4 separate regions of the Homo sapiens genome follow, and regions 1, 2 and 4 are each linked to region 3. Evidence: chromatin contacts called from ENCODE Hi-C or POLR2A ChIA-PET data. All regions are on one chromosome and are shown on one strand. Each heading gives the region's core, a stretch centred on a gene start or an enhancer-like site at or near the end of the contact. The rest is flanking DNA. Distances are from core to core; before and after follow the strand shown.

The links. A loop is a pair of places that touch in the nucleus more often than their neighbours do. ChIA-PET counts read pairs that join two places held with the same protein, here RNA polymerase II (POLR2A). Pooled maps may share reads with other maps.
Region 1: a pooled map shows a loop between it and region 3 (13-fold over the local background). The contact joins the promoter of UCKL1 here to the promoter of DIDO1 in region 3. A Hi-C loop is called at or near these places in 1 of 168 maps with a recorded cell type or tissue (CD4-positive, alpha-beta T cell) and 12 of 50 pooled maps. POLR2A ChIA-PET finds 5 or more read pairs at or near these places in 1 of 52 experiments (MCF 10A).
Region 2: a pooled map shows a loop between it and region 3 (5-fold over the local background). The contact joins the promoter of RGS19 here to the promoter of DIDO1 in region 3. A Hi-C loop is called at or near these places in 2 of 37 single-sample maps with no recorded cell type and 8 of 50 pooled maps.
Region 4: a loop to region 3 is called in a pooled map, with 4 times the contacts of the local background. The contact joins the promoter of PRPF6 here to the promoter of DIDO1 in region 3. A Hi-C loop is called at or near these places in 1 of 168 maps with a recorded cell type or tissue (Caco-2), 1 of 37 single-sample maps with no recorded cell type and 7 of 50 pooled maps. POLR2A ChIA-PET finds 5 or more read pairs at or near these places in 1 of 52 experiments (MCF 10A).

What each region holds. Positions count from the first base shown.
Region 1 is chr20:63,954,801-63,958,365 of GRCh38, reverse strand. UCKL1 (uridine-cytidine kinase 1 like 1) reads left to right here and starts at 1,950. Exons shown (of 15, transcript NM_017859.4): 1 at 1,950-2,106. The coding sequence starts at 1,994. ZNF512B (zinc finger protein 512B) reads left to right here. Exons shown (of 17, transcript NM_020713.3): 17 at 1-1,662. It overlaps UCKL1-AS1 (UCKL1 antisense RNA 1), which reads right to left. Exons shown (of 1, transcript NR_027287.2): 1 at 1,381-3,565. RefSeq lists enhancers at 1-876, 877-1,764, 1,794-1,853 and silencers at 1,184-1,393, 1,984-2,353, 2,454-2,503, 2,554-2,863.
Region 2 is chr20:64,077,313-64,081,094 of GRCh38, reverse strand. It overlaps RGS19 (regulator of G protein signaling 19), which reads left to right and starts at 1,577. Exons shown (of 6, transcript NM_005873.3): 1 at 1,577-1,801. It overlaps OPRL1 (opioid related nociceptin receptor 1), which reads right to left and starts at 1,013. Exons shown (of 5, transcript NM_182647.4): 1 at 743-1,013. RefSeq lists silencers at 429-602, 996-1,675.
Region 3 is chr20:62,924,624-62,927,985 of GRCh38, reverse strand. DIDO1 (death inducer-obliterator 1) reads left to right here and starts at 1,481. Exons shown (of 16, transcript NM_001193369.2): 1 at 1,481-1,547. RefSeq lists enhancers at 1-495, 1,378-1,991, 2,334-2,383, 1,992-2,605 and silencers at 1,294-1,733, 1,804-1,893.
Region 4 is chr20:63,978,990-63,982,628 of GRCh38, reverse strand. PRPF6 (pre-mRNA processing factor 6) reads right to left here and starts at 1,497. Exons shown (of 21, transcript NM_012469.4): 1 at 1,313-1,497. The coding sequence starts at 1,383. It overlaps SAMD10 (sterile alpha motif domain containing 10), which reads left to right and starts at 2,987. Exons shown (of 5, transcript NM_080621.5): 1 at 2,987-3,252. The coding sequence starts at 3,162. RefSeq lists silencers at 1,203-1,312, 2,873-3,192 and enhancers at 2,383-2,442, 3,038-3,553, 3,539-3,639.

The DNA of each region.
Region 1 (3,565 bases), core at 701-3,200, 1.0 Mb before region 3:
GACATTTGGTGCTAAGGGTTTCCTGGTGCAGACGGTGGGCCTGGGGGCTGGGCTGGACCAGGGCGTGGGTCTCTGGGGTTGGGGTCCCTTGCTGCTCAGGGAGGCAGTACTGACTGGGCACTGCCTCTGCCCCCAGCACCCACCCTCCCCCATTCCCCAGGGAGAAGGGGCCCCACTGGGCTTGGCCTGCAGTAGTAGGGAGACAAGTTCCAGGAGCACTTTGGGGACTGGGGTTGCAGAACACTTCCTGTCTCTGGCTTCATCCTTGGGCCAGAAGGCTCCAACCCTCAGCAGCCCTTGCCAGATGTGCCAGGGAGTGGGTGTGGAGACCCGGACTCCCCCCACCCACGCACACCTCGGCCTGATGAGAGGATGGAGGCTGGGGCAGAGATGGGCGTGACCCAGCGTCAGAGGGTCGGGGGAGGCATTCCTTCCTGTGTCCCAGAGCTTCACTGGTGGAGCTGGAGGAGCCGGAGGTGGAGGGTGGGGTCTGGCAGCTGCTGCTGGGGCAGCCTCATGAGGGGAGGGGAGGGGAGGGGAGGGGAGCAGGCACTGGGCGGGGGCCTAGGTGCACTTTGTCCTTGCCACCAATGGCGGGAGGAGGGTGGACCTGAACACCTGCAGGGTGTGGTGCCTGCCCCAGCCTCTCAGGTACTTGGCCCTTGGGGAGAAGAGAAGAGGGTCTGGTTTTTGCTGGGGGTGAGTTTCCGGGACACTCCCAAAGCCCACAGATAATCCCTGGTGTGGGAAGAGGAGTCCTGGATACCTTGATGTTTAGCACTTTAACCCCCTTTGTCTTTAAGGTAGGCGTGGGGGCTACTGCCAGAAGTGGCTGTTGGGTCTGACCCCCTCCTTTCTGCCCTCCCTCTGCCACATGCTGGTCCGCAGAGCCCTCCTCCCAAGGGGTGGGGCCCTGGGTGGAGCTCAGCAGGGTCTGCCCACTCCCTACGCTGGCCCACATAGGCCTCCAGGAGCCCTCAGTGAGAGGGACCAGCATAGCTGACCCCCAGAGTGTGGTGGGCGCCGGCCCTGCCCGAGGCCCAGTCGGGGCCCTTTCTGCAGATCTACCTCTGGCTCAGCGCACGCCCCCTGCCCTGAGAACAGGAAAGGGCCCGGAAGGGCTGACTCACCGGGCCGACGCTCACACGAAAATGGGATGCACTTTATTTGCTGGTGCAAAGGCAGGTGAGGGTGCCTCCTGTGTGACCGTTGGCCCTCCTGCCTGGTGGCGCTGAAGGGAAGGAGCCAGTGAGCCTGACCCCGGGAGGGGCCGTCCCCGTGTGCCGCGTTTGGCGGGGCCCCAGGCGGCTCCCCCAGGCCCGGGTCTGGGGCCCCAGGCTTTCCCCTGCCTCGCGGCCGGGCGTCCCGTGCTTTGGGTTTCTTGGTTTGGGTTTTTTAATGCCAGTTCTCAGTACATAAGTGCATTTTGAAAGAGGTTCCAGCTATCACTTGTAACCATATATATATACATATATATTCTATCTACAAAGTGTTTATTTGCGAGATGTTTCAACGGTGAGTTCGGGCCCCGCCCGCCTTGTGACCATCTGTCCCCGGTCCTCGTCCCCGCCCCGCGCCCTGGTCCCGAGTGGCGTGGGGACGGGCCATCACTGTATGTATTAAAATGACTGTATCAAATAAATGTTTATTGATTTTTTTCCAGGGTTTTTGTGCGGCTCAGTTTGTGGTGAAAAACAGGGGGCGGGGCCCTCCAGGCACGTGGCGGAGGCTGCCGAACTACGGGTCCCCCATGCCCGCCGCGCGGCCTTGTGGGGCTTGTAGTCCGCGACGCGCGGCCTTGTGGGGCTTGTAGTCCGCGACGCGCGGCCTTGTGGGGCTTGTAGTCCGCGACGCGCGGCCTTGTGGGGCTTGTAGTCCGCGACGCGCGGCCTTGTGGGGCTTGTAGTCCGCGGTGGGCAAGAGAGGGACCCGCCAGCTCCCGGCGGCCCATGCGCGCCGCCCGGCCAGGCCCGCAAAGAGGCCTCCGAGCGCCATGGCTGCGCCCCCGGCCCGCGCGGACGCTGATCCTTCGCCCACGTCGCCACCTACGGCCCGAGACACACCAGGCCGGCAGGCTGAGAAAAGCGAGACCGCGTGCGAGGACCGGTAGGCGTGGGCCTCGCCTCCACTCCACTGGCGAGCGGGAAGGGGCTGCAGATCCGGCCGAGCTGGGCGGGTGGTCCGTCCCCGCCGCGAGCCCAAGTCCCCCACTCCCGGAGGCCAGGCGGCGGCGCCCCGTTCTCCCACGTGCCGGGTGGAACCCCGCGGGCTTGAAGCGGCCGGGAGGACGGACCTGGCCCAAGCCGGCAGGCTCCTCGGGGCTCGGGGAAGGAGTCCGGGTGCGCACCCCCAGCGTTGACCTTGGTCTCTGCCCCCGGTGGGTGGGGCCCTCGGCCTCGAGCGCCCGGCGGGCTGTGTGCCTGCTCGACTGTGCGAGTTGGTCTATGTTGTCGGCTCGGGGTGTGGCCCTGCCCGACCCGCGAGGCCAGGGCTTAGGATTTGGAGGTGCTGCGGCGCACGGTGCCTTCGGATTGCCTCGCACGCGCGTGGCACCTTCGAGCCTCTGCGGGGGCTTTGCAAGAGCATGAAGTGGGGAAGTTGTGGGGGTGCAGCGGGAGGAACCCGCCCCCACCCCGGTTCGTCACCCCGAGTGGCCCCTCTGGGAGCCGGGCCCTGCGCGGCGCCTTTGGGGCCGTGGCCGTCAGGGGGCGGTGGCCACGCAGTGCCCGGGGCTGCAAGAGGGCGCTCTGGGCGCTGCCCCTCCCTTCCGGGTCTGAAGTGTCCCTTGGGGAGCCCGCGGGGTCCCCAGGAAGGGGTTGTTCCCACTCAGGCGCCTCTTGCCTGGGTTCAGGCTGTGACTCCTGTCAGAAACGCTGTGAGCCAGGACTCCCTCAGAGATGGGCTGCGCTGGATGCCGCAGGGGGAAGGGTGTCCCGGCACAGGGTCGCTCCTCTCCAGGAGCTGCTGAGCAGAAAGAGCTTTCCCCTGGCCCTGCGTCCCTTCAGGTCCACACCCTCCCAGTGGGCAGTGACTAGGAACTTTGCATGGCTGGAGTCTAATAGGGCCTGAGTCTGTTCCTCTGCTGGTTCCAAAGAGGCGTTGTTTTTTTGTTTTGAGATGGAGTCTCACTCTGTCGCCCAGGCTGGAGTGCAGTGGCTCGATCTCGGCTCACTGCAACCTCCCTTTCCCGAGCTCAGTTCAAGCAATTCTCCTGCCTCAGCCTCCCGAGTAGCTGGAATTACAGGTGTGCGCCACCACGCCCGGCTAATTTTTTTTTGTATTTTTAGTAGAGAGGTATTTTGTCAGGTTGTCCAGGCTGGTCTCCAACTCCTGACCTCAGGTGATCTGCCCGCCTCGGCCTCCGTGGGATTACAGGCGTGAGCCACCGCGCCCAGCCACCAAAGAGGTTTTGATTTAACCCGAGGTGGGGCAGGCCAACGCTAGATAAGCACTGAGAGCTCTTGAGAAAGGCACTCCTGGATGACACAGGTTGGTGGCAGCAGCCATCTGGGCCTGCCCTGTGCACAGACGGTGGGCTGGGCACGGTGGCCCTCGCTGTGTCCCA
Region 2 (3,782 bases), core at 328-2,827, 1.2 Mb before region 3:
CCTCCCCCCTCTCACCCAGGCCTTCCCTGCCTGCTCCCCACAACTCACTCTGCGCCCCCCAGCATAAGATCCAGGCTGATCTATGTTGCTGGCTTCTGGTCCTACTGCCTGGCCCACAGGGGCACCCAGATACTGATACTTGTCCGTTGAATGAGGAATACAAGTAGAATCTCCAGCTGCCTTTGCACCCCTCAGAGTTCTGTGAAGGTGTAAGGTGTGCACCTGACCTGTGCAACTGGAAGGCATTTTATGAACAGATCCCGACACTGGGAACTATCCGGGTGGAGTGCTTGTGCTGGGGAGGACAGGAGCTGCACACAGCCGGGCCAGGGGAGGGGCGGGGGGCACAGATGCTCTGCAGACACTTCCAGAGCAGGGTCAGGGCCACCCTGACACAGGGCCAAAGCATGCTGCGATGAGAAGCCTAACCCACGTCTGTACCGAGTCATAAAGGATGAGAAGAGTCGGCCAAAGGGACAGGGCGTTCGTGGCAAAGGGGACAGTGTGGCCTTAAGCTTTAGGACATCTTGGGACACACGGGTCAGCAGGGACTCTGCCAGGCCCCACAGGAGACATTCGGCATGACTCCGGATGCAAGAACCCGCACCCCCAGTTCTCCCCAGCCCCGCAGCACAGGAATCTCCCCCTTCCTTGGGAACCCCCCACAGCACAGACAGGCGGCTCTTAACCCAGTTTTACAGACGCGGCTCACGGAGGCGAGGGGTGGGCCGGGCTGGCGTACCCGCCGATCGGTCCTTTGCAGCAGCCTCCTCTTTCCCAAGCTGGGCAAGCAGCATATGGGGCCCAGCTCTCGTGCCTCCACTGTCGTGGAAGTCCCACACGGATGGCAAAGCAGGAACGGCCCCGCCGAGCAGAGTCGGGGGCCACGGCCACACCCCCATCTACTACCGTGCGGCTCCGTCCGCCCGGGAGCCAGGGCTCCACTATGAGCACCTCGACTCTCCGGGCCACCCCCAGGCGACTGTGGGGGCCGACGCGCGGGCGGGGCGGGTGGGGTGCGGAGCCGGCCGAGCGCGGGGCGGGGCGCGGCGGGCGGGGCGGGCCCGGCGACCGCCGGCGCGAGGAAGTCCCGGCCCCTGGCTTTGGGGAAGTGCCGCCGAGGCGCCTGCGCACTGCGCCCCCGCGCCCCCTCCCCGACTGTCGGGCCGGACCTTGGAGCGCGCGGGCCGGCGGCGGCGCGAGTGGCTCGGGAGCGCGGCTGGTGAGTGCGCGCGCGCAGCGCCGGGGACAGCGGCCCTGCCCCTCCCGGCCCGGGCCCGGGGACCGTGCTGGGCGGGAGCTTCGGGAGCCGGCGCACGGGACTCGAACCCCAAGGGCTCCCGCCGCCAGGTCCACGTGGACCCTGGGCCGCAGTGGAAGTGGAGCCCGCCCCCCGCGCGTGGGGGAGGGGGCGCCGCAGCCGGGTTCCCCTTTTTCTGGAGCTCAAAGCCTGGGGAAGTGATTGCTCAAAGGTGGGGGCCGGAAGAACCCAGGTTTCCGCGTCTCCCTCCCCCTCTCAGCCCGGTGAGGAGGGGCCGGGGCGGGACACCCTGTCCGCCCCCGCCCCCACCCCGCTGGATCTGGCAGCCACTCAGCCCTTCGAGCTGTAGGGGAGGCGCTGCGCCCCCGGCCCCAGCCGATCGGGGGCTCCTGGCGCTAGCCTCCCTCCAGAGCGCCGCAGGAGTCCCTCCTGCCGTCTGACTTGAGTCCCTGCTGCTGCAGTGCACGCCCCTTCGGCAGCCAGGGTGGGGCCCAGACCCAACCTGGCCCCTCCTGCCCCCACCCCGCCTTTGGGTCGCTGGTGAGTAGGGAGCTTTGAGGTAGGGGTGGGGGCGTCAGAGGCTGAAGAAAGAGGCACCTGGAGGAGAACACAGGCTTCTCCAGACTGGACCCTAACAGCAGAGAGAGGAGCGTGGTGGGTGGGCCACCACCACCATTTCAGAGGTGGGGAGAGCTGGCCTTCCCTGGAGGGGCCAGGCCAGGGCTCGCCCACCAGCCAGATGTGGAGGGTGGCAGATGGGAAAGGCCCTGGGTAGGAGCTAAGGACTGAGAATGGAGCCCCTCTTCAACCCCCCTCCCAAAGGTTATGACATTTTTTTCTGGGATTGTCACATTTTCTTATTCTTTTTTTGGACTGGGCAGGCTCTGGGACGTTCTTTTTCCTTCTGTGGAGCAAAGCGGCAGCCACTCCCAAGGGATCCTCTATCCCCAGAGAGCAGACGTGCCGCCTATCCAGCCTATCCCATCCCAGACTTGGGGGCCAAAGCCTGGGAGGCTGGGGAAGGGGGTCCCCAATGCCAGGTTGACAAGCAGGAGGACCCTAGTTGAGACTCTGTATCCCCCAGGAGAGACGGGGGGAGGGTAGCCTGGGGACATGGGTTGCCCCAGTTGACCTGAGAAGGGTACAGGAAGCCAGGTCCAGGGACAGGTGACCAGGTCCAGGGCCTGCAACTGGGAAAGAAGGGGCTGGCTCCCTGCTCTGCAGCAAATGCAGCCCCTAGCACCCCGGCCCTGCACCCCTAAACACGTCCCCTCCTCCAGTTCAGAGCTGGGGTGGAGATGGTAGCCCAGGGGGACAGTCTCAGGGGTGCTAGAGTGTGGGGGAGGACCCTGGGTGGGGACAGAGAGGAGGAAGAACTGCTGCCTGGGGAAGCCACAGACAGCCCCGTCTGGGTACAGCTACCAAACCTCAGGTTGCCACGCCCCTTCCTTTCCCTAGAAACTTGACCCCTGAAAGAAAGCCCAGCTGCAGGGCTACTTTCGGTCTCCTCATCTACTTGCTAGGAGCCCGTGGGACCCCCAGTCTCAGAGGAAACTGGGCCGGTGGTGAGGGGCCAAGGTCCCAGGGGATGCTGCACCTGCCCCAGACTTGGGCCAGGGCAGTGGCCTCTGCATGCCCAGGCCTCGGGGGTATTGGGGGCCCTAAGAGTGCAGAACTCCAGCACTGTCTCTTCTGAGGGCCATTCACACACCGTCCCAGGAGGCCAAGAGAAGCCAACCAGCCAGAAACAAGCATTCAAAGGCCACGAGCTAGGGGAGGCGTGGCGGGGGGATGAAGATTGAGAAAATAAAGTAGAATCAAGTTGTGAGCTTCCTGGCCAGGGAGGGTGGCGGCACATGAGGAGGGTGGCGGATGTGCACGGAGGCCCCTCCCTGCCCTGGGCAGAAGTGGGCGCAGGTGTTCACAACTGCCTCCGGGGCACTGATTGGCCCCCCTGTACCATCGCCCAAGGAGACTTGGGATTCGAAGTGGCATCTTAGGTGGCATGAGGGCCACTCACAGCTTTGGCGCTCCTGGTGCACCTCCCCTGCAGACGGTGCAACCAAATGCTGGGAGGGACATGCACCACACCACACCCCCCTCAGGGACTCCGAGGCTTCGACTGGGGAGCAGGGTGCCCCCCACCCCTGCCACCCCCACTTCCCTGGCTGGCGCACCCTGTGGTAGGGCCTTGGTTCCACAGCAGTTTCACAGCCTAGAGGCAGTGGGCAAGGAGGGAGGGAAGTCTTGGGTGGGAGGTAGCAGGACCAAAGAACCATGTTTGGGGGGCATGTCCCTCCTCACCGGGGCCCTGCCCCCCTTCCCACACCCTCAGCAAGTCCAGCCTGAGTCCCACTTAAATCCTCACTGCTGCAGGTCTAGCCTGCTGCCCCTGGCTGAGACCTCTGGGACCCACAGACAGACCTGGACTCTTGGTGGGAAGCCACTCTGCCCACTCCCCACCCCAGACACCCTAGAAGCCAGTCTGGCCACCACCCGCACGCACCAGTTGGTAGCCCCA
Region 3 (3,362 bases), core at 232-2,731:
TCTCACTGCTTGTTAAAGGTGGTCTCAACCCCGTCTGTCTTCTAAGCTTCCCACTACCCCATGTCTGAGAGCAAAAAGCCCTCTTTGCAACCTGAGATCACACTCAAGATGGAAGACTGTCAAGCCCATCCCTGCCAGATTCTATTAATGTGGTCCTAATGGGCCACACCAGCAAAAACAAGCTGCGTTGTATTCCTTTGAAGAAAACTAAGTCTGCCTCAGAAACTAGCAGACCCTGTAATCTTCAGCGGTATTATTAAAAAGCACACCTGCCTCAAAGCCCCTGGTTCATCCATGGAAGCATCGCAGAAGCCTCTGTATTAGGGGCAGCTTTACGGCACTCTGGGCCCCTTTTACTCTTGGCCAGGGCCAACGCCAAAGGCTAGATGGTCCATGCTTCCAGGTAGCGTATCACTGTTCACAGAAGCAGAAACAAGTAATGGGGCCACCTCCACCCCCCCCAGGTCCCTGCCCTCGGAGCAAGTGGCCAGTGCCCATGGTGCCTCGAGGCAACAGCTGCCCCTCCTGCCCCCTCCCAGTCTCTTTCCTGCAGTATCTGGGGACAGACAGGTGATAGAGTGTCACTCTAGTTACTATTGAGCGAACTGAAGAAAATCCACATGGAAGGTTGACATCTACCATACCTCACTTTCCCCTCTCTTGATAGTAAGTGTCTAATCTTTCCCTCCAACCCCTGTGGGCAAACATGTCCATGCGTTCTTTGAGTTCTAGCTACTGGTCAGTAGTTCTGAGTGTAGGATTGACATGGTGGGAGGAGGCAGAGCTTTGGGACCACACCGCCAAGGTCCCTGGGGCCTAGAGGTCCAGCGTGCCCGCCTCCCTTCCTCGCTGTGCTCCTTTCTCTCCCCCCCACCCCCACGCTCCTGGTTTCTGGAGCCGAGCTTGGGGTGGGGAGGCAGCAGGTAGGGTCTTCAAGTTGGAGAGAAACCCCGCCCACACCTGGACCTCGCCCCTCGCTGCCATTCCCAGCCGAGGCCGTCAGGGGCCTGCGTTTTGAGAAACACAATCTGGAAGAGAAAACCTGGGCCTTTTCTTCTTTTATCCCCTGTCCCCGCCCCCCTACACCTCTTACAAATTTAGCCCAGGAGCTTTCTATCCCCACCGACTTGAAGGGTTTATCGGTCTTAAGAGCGAAATCCTGGCGGAGTGCAGTCCCTCGGGGCTAGCATCCACGTTCCGCCTGCGCCCTGCCCGGGCTGTTCCGAGGGATCCCCGCAAGGGCACTGCCCCAGCTTTCACTCTTGGAGTCGGGGAAATAAGGTGTCCACAAAGGATGCAAGCAAGTCATTGTCAGTGCAGACCCGAAGGGCGCGTCCGGAGTGCAGGTATGAAAGACGGGCGCATGCGCGCAGTCCGGGGCCGGGCTTCGCAGCCCGGGCTCCGCTCTAGCCCCGCAGCGTCTCGGTGGCCGGTCTCGTCCTCCGCCCGCCGCGCGGGGGCGCCGCTCTAGCCCCGCGCCATCTCGGTGGCCGTCCGCCCACTCCGCGGCGTTCGGGGAAATGGCTGCGAGACCCTAGAGGCCTGCGGCCTGCGGTAAGTGGCGTCCCGGGCGCCGGGTAGAAGAGCCGGCCGCCGCTTGGGCCGCCCTCGGGAGCGGGGCGGGGCCGGCATCGGAGCCCGGCTGGCGAGAGCCGCGGATCCCGCACAGGCCGCTCCCGCCGAGAAGATGGCGGCCGCGGAAGGGAAGGAGCGGGCGGGCGGGCGGGCGAGCGGGCGGGGCCGGTCAGAGCCGCCGCGGCCTGGGGCGCGGGCCTCAGACGCCGGCCCTGGTGGGCTGCGTGAGGTCGAGGGGACTGGCGAGCACTCGGTGGTCGCGGCTGGAACGGTTCCGAGGGTGGGAGTCGGGGCGGCCGCTCGCGGGGAAGAGCGCAGGGCTGGCCTGGGCGAGTGCGGCCCGGGGCTCGGGGGCTGCGTAGCTGGCTTGTAAGCGCAGCTGGTTTCCCTAGGCATTCTCGGGGACCTCGGCGCTTCCTCCCGGGCCTTGGGTGCGGTCGGGGTGGCCGGCTTAGCTTCTGGCGTGCCTTCGGGGGATTCCGGCACTGCAGGGGCGGCTGGCGCTGCAGGAAGCGCGAAGAGCCCGGATTCGCTTTTCTGAAGAGTGTGTCCTTACCTCCCCGCGCTGGTTTTCAGTTTTTTTGTGGAATAGTTTGTTGCGTTGGTTTGTACTGGCCGTATTTGTGACACATTTTGCCTTCCAGTGACCCCGGAAGCCGAAAGGGCCCGCTCTTGCGCTCGGCGGGAGGGGTGCTCGTGCTGCCTCCGCTGCGGCGTCCGGGGCTCCTTCTCGCGGTTCTGAGACAGTGGAGGTCAAGGCCGGCTTTTCTGCTCTAAATAAAGGACTTTAATATATAAGTTTAGAGTTTGGGCCACAGGTAGCAGTAGCTTACTGCGTTACCAGTTATTGAAAATACTCTTTAACTTGTGCCTGGGCCTTCGATATCCGTGTCATCTGTCTGCTGATGGAATGAGATTTGAGCCTAGTGTACTCAGGGACTTAGAGGAGGGAAAGGCAGATGGGAACGTCTTTTCGGTATATTCACATAACTTTGCTATATACCCCGTGTTCCATGGTTTCCGTAGGGCCACATATGACTTGGTTGAAATACAGTTCTGAGAAAGGTCCTTAGCAGTGCCTTTTAAGGAGTAAATACAGTCTTTTTTTAAATGAGCATTCATTGCTTACTGTTAGCACGAGGGATACAGCAGTGACCAAGGTGGCCCCTGTCCCAGTCCTGGAGACAAGTTCACTGGGGAACTTGAGAGATTATTCCAGCTCCTTCCTTTAAATCAGGTGTTGCCAACTCGTTTACCTGGAGCCTAGGGCTCTTTAGTGGCCCTTTGGGTTGCTGTTAGTGTATGTGTGTCTGTGACTATTTCACTATTTTAAATACGGCATAGACATCTCAGAAGTGTCACCCAGGAAGACAGACACAGCCCTGTTGTGAAACTCCCTGCTTAATGCACACTTGTTTTCCTACTTGCTGTGTACATGGGGAGGAGATGTCTGTTCTTGTAGACTTGTTTCAGCAAGTTTCATAAGATACCTCTTGTTTTGGAAAAGCGCGTATCTTGAATTTTTTCAGGCTTTCCACCAGAGGCTGTCCCTTATTAGTAGTTGATTGAATTCAGACTATGTCAAGCAGAGCTCATTGTGCTGTGGTGAGAAGACAGGGCACAAATAAGATAATTTGTGATTGACTGCCCAGCCGTACCCATGGTTACCAGACAGCCCAGCCCATGTTGCATGTGCATATGTGAGCCTCGCAAAGGCTTGTCTAGGACGTGCGGATCATCGGTTGGGCCTTGGAGGGTGCTGGGGTTTCTTCATGTAAGGAGGAAAT
Region 4 (3,639 bases), core at 248-2,747, 1.1 Mb before region 3:
TACTAATGAATCCACTTTCAAAATCCCTCCTTCCCAGACTATGACTCCCATCACAGCTGGAAACCAAGTTACCTCTCCCTGCCTTTAGCCTTCCTCTACTTCAACCCATGCTCTGCCAGATGATTCTTCCCAAAACACAGCTCTGAGTAAAAAATTCTGGGCCGGGCGTGGTGGCTCACGCCTGTAATCCCAGCACTTTGGGAGACGGAGGCGGGTGGATCATGAGGTCAGGAGTTCAAGACCCCCCTGGCCAACATGGTGAAACCCTGTCTCTACTAAAAATACAAAAATTAGCCGGGCGTGGTAGCGGGCACCTATAATCCCAGCTACTCAGGAGGCTGAGGCAGAGAACTGCTTGAACCCGGGGGGCAGAGATTGCAGGGAGCTGAGATCGCACCATTGCACTCCAGCTTGGGCGACAGAACAAGACTTTGTCTCAAAAAATAATAATAATAATAATAATTCTGAAGGGTCATGATCTTTCTAACGTCTCCAGGAGCTCTAGCCTGACGCTCAAGGCCCCTCCAACCTCCTGAGCTCTATTCTATTCGCTGTACATTCCACTCACACTGGACTCCCTCCTGTTCCCTGGGCTTCCTCCTTGCCTCACTTTTTTTGAACTCCCACACGCAGAATGTCAGTTTCTCTTCTATCGTCACCGTTTCTACAGCCCTAAGTCCAGCTCTCTTACTAAACTTGGCTCCAATGCTACTCTCCATTAAGCACTGGGTTCTAAATCTGGTCCTCTTTACGTACTTATTTATGGTAATAGCAAACCCTCCTTAGTGAGCTTGTGTGTGCCCCACAGATTCCAATATAATACCACCACCAAGAAAAACCCAGTAGTGTTCCTCATCAAATGAATAGCCAAATAGGATAATAACGACTGCTCACTTATCCAGCAACGCACGGTGGTCATCTGTGTTGCAGGCATAGAGGACCCAGGCACGCTTAAGGCGGGGCGGGCGGGCGGGCGGGGGGGGGGAGTGTCAGCCCGACCTGAGGAAGGTGGTCGCGTGTTTCCACTACACGTCAGATTCCTCTACTCCTCACTGCAGACCGTATACAGCATTACCCATCTTACAGACCAAAACACTGGGCTGAGAGTCAATGTGTCACATCTAGGCGGCAAGCAGGGTGCACACACAGGTATGTCCTGACCCCAAAGCCCGTTGCTTCCTGCAGGGATTAAGCCGATCCACCAAGCGTCTTTCAGACTGCGCGGCCATAGACCCCCGCCCCCAAACACGCCCCAAAGCACTGCGCTCCTGTAGCCGGGTCCCCGCCCCTCGCGCGCCGCCCCAGGCCTCACCCCCGGCCCAGCCCCGGCACGTAGCCGAGGGGCGCGGGCATCCCTAGGAACGGTTTCTTCTTCTTGTTCATGGTGGCGGCGACGACCAAGGCTAGGAAGGAAAGGAATGAGGCAGCGGAAGAGGGAAAGACGCAGAGACTCTAGGCTTCGACGTCCGATGCACTCCGTAGCAAAGTGTCGCCGTCGTCGCGTCACCCGCGCCCCGGAAGCAGAGCGCTCAGTCCGCACACGCCCCGCCCACTTTTGATTCCCTGGGCGGAAGTCCCGACGTCCTGGTTCGACGACTTCCGGCCGCGGCTAGGGGGCAGGAACGTGGTAGGCGCGTGCGCGGGAGCGCCTCCTCGTGGAGAGGCGGAAGAAGCTAGGTCGAGCTTGCACTGGGACCCTAACTGGCCCCTGGGGGCTAAAAACAGCCTGGGGCATTGCTGCTTCCCGAGTGCTCTGATGCAGTCCGGAGACCTGTCTGTGAGAGTGGGACCCATGGTCCCCTCCCTCTGAACCCATGGCCCCCTCCCTCTGAACCAGCCCAGCTGCCCGCCCTCGCCCCTGGTGCGCCCTGTCCGAGCAGAGCTGTACCCTGTCCAGTTGTGTAGAGCTTGTGTGTACTGGTTATGGGCACACCTGTCTGTGTGCGTCCTGTGCGCACACTGCTGCCCTACGCTTTTAGCACTCATATTCTTGAACCCCCATTCAGGCATCTGTCCCTCCAGTGGGACTAGAGACCCCACCCACGCCCGCCAACATGCCTTGGACATTCTGGTGAGGGCCACATCCTTAGCTCCTGGAGAGCTAATTGACGAAATAAATAACCGCAGCTGAGCTGTCGGGAACACGTCAGTACATGAACATGGCTGTCAAGCATGTGGGTGAATTCTGTGTGTGTGATTAGTGGGGTGTGTGCACAGAGGTCACGTGTGCTCGTGTTTTGGGTGCAAGTGCATGACTGTACTCTGTGCATGCATTTCTACATGTCTGTGTGCATCTCTGGTCCTCCTGCTGTAAGACATCCTCCAGAGCCCCTACATACACCCAGGGAGAGCACCCAGGCTCCTGGGCAGAGCAAGCCGAATAGCTGGTTGCAAGCCTGGCCTGCTGCTGCACCAGGCAACCACAGTTCCCTAGCCCAGCCCCATCTCAGCACTTCTCACTGGAGTCCTGGAGCAAACACACCGCTCCGGCCTGCTACAGCCTCCTTGGAGTTCCCCTCTGCCCCATCTCCAGGCAAGCCAAGCCCCTTTCAGTTACAGAGCACTGTACCGCCCCCTCTCCCCCGGGCACTGAGCCAGGTTCTGGGGCTGCAGAGGGAAGGGAGAACCACCCTGATGTTCACAGTGGGGTGGGCGGTAAGCAAGAGTCAAGCTGGTTTCTCCGGGGAAGCGGGTGCCTATTTGAAGGCGAGTAAAGACGTAGGAGACCGAGGAAAGTGTGTGGGAGGCGTTGACCTGCCCCTTGTCCTGGCCCCGGTAGGTAGAAGACCCCTGTGAGATGCCCCTCAGCCCACCCCCACGCACAGAGGGGCCCGACCTCAGAGGACGCCCGGCAGGTTCACGGGGACTCTCCTCCGCGGAGCCGTGCCCAGGGGCGCACGGACGCCCCTCGCCCTGGCGGACAGCCTTGGTGCACGCAGGCCCGCGCGCCGCCGACACACCTCGGAGCTCCCGGAGCGCGCCCGGCACACAGGGCTCGGCGGCAGGTGCCTCGTCGCGCACACTCGCGGGCCGCGGGGACCGGCTCGGGCGCGGGGCCGGCTGGGGCGGGGCGGGGCGGCGGCGCGCGTTCCCCGCCGGCCACACCGGCCGCCCTGCACTCGGCGAGGGGCGTGTGCGCGGGCCTGGCACCCGCGGGCCCCATGTTCACCGAGCTGAGGTCCAAGCTGAGCCCCCCGCGTGGCCGCGCCGGGGCCGTGCGCGCGGGCTTCGGGGAGCGCCGGGATGTGGACGGTGAGCGGGGCTGGATTGGGGAGCGGGGATTTCTCGGGCGGGGGTCTCAGGGACCCAGAGGCACGGGGGCGGGGCGGGACCCGGCGGGCTTCGAGCGGCGGTGGCTGGGGGTATTCGGCGGATGTCTCGGCTCAACGGGGTCCCGTAGCCTTTGTCCTGCTTTAGGGGGCAGCCAGCCTCAGGCCTTGGGGGTCAGCGCGCCCTTGGCTTGGGGTGAGGGGGTGTCAAGCCGGGGCGCCTGTGTCCAGGCTGGCACTACGCTCGGGTCACCTTTTCCTGCGCACGGGGAAAACCCTCCCCCGCTTTTGCAGTGGGGCCGAAAGGGGGCCGAGGTCACATCCCGCCTCGGTGCCCCCGCCCCATTTCCTTCTGGAATCCTGACGTTGG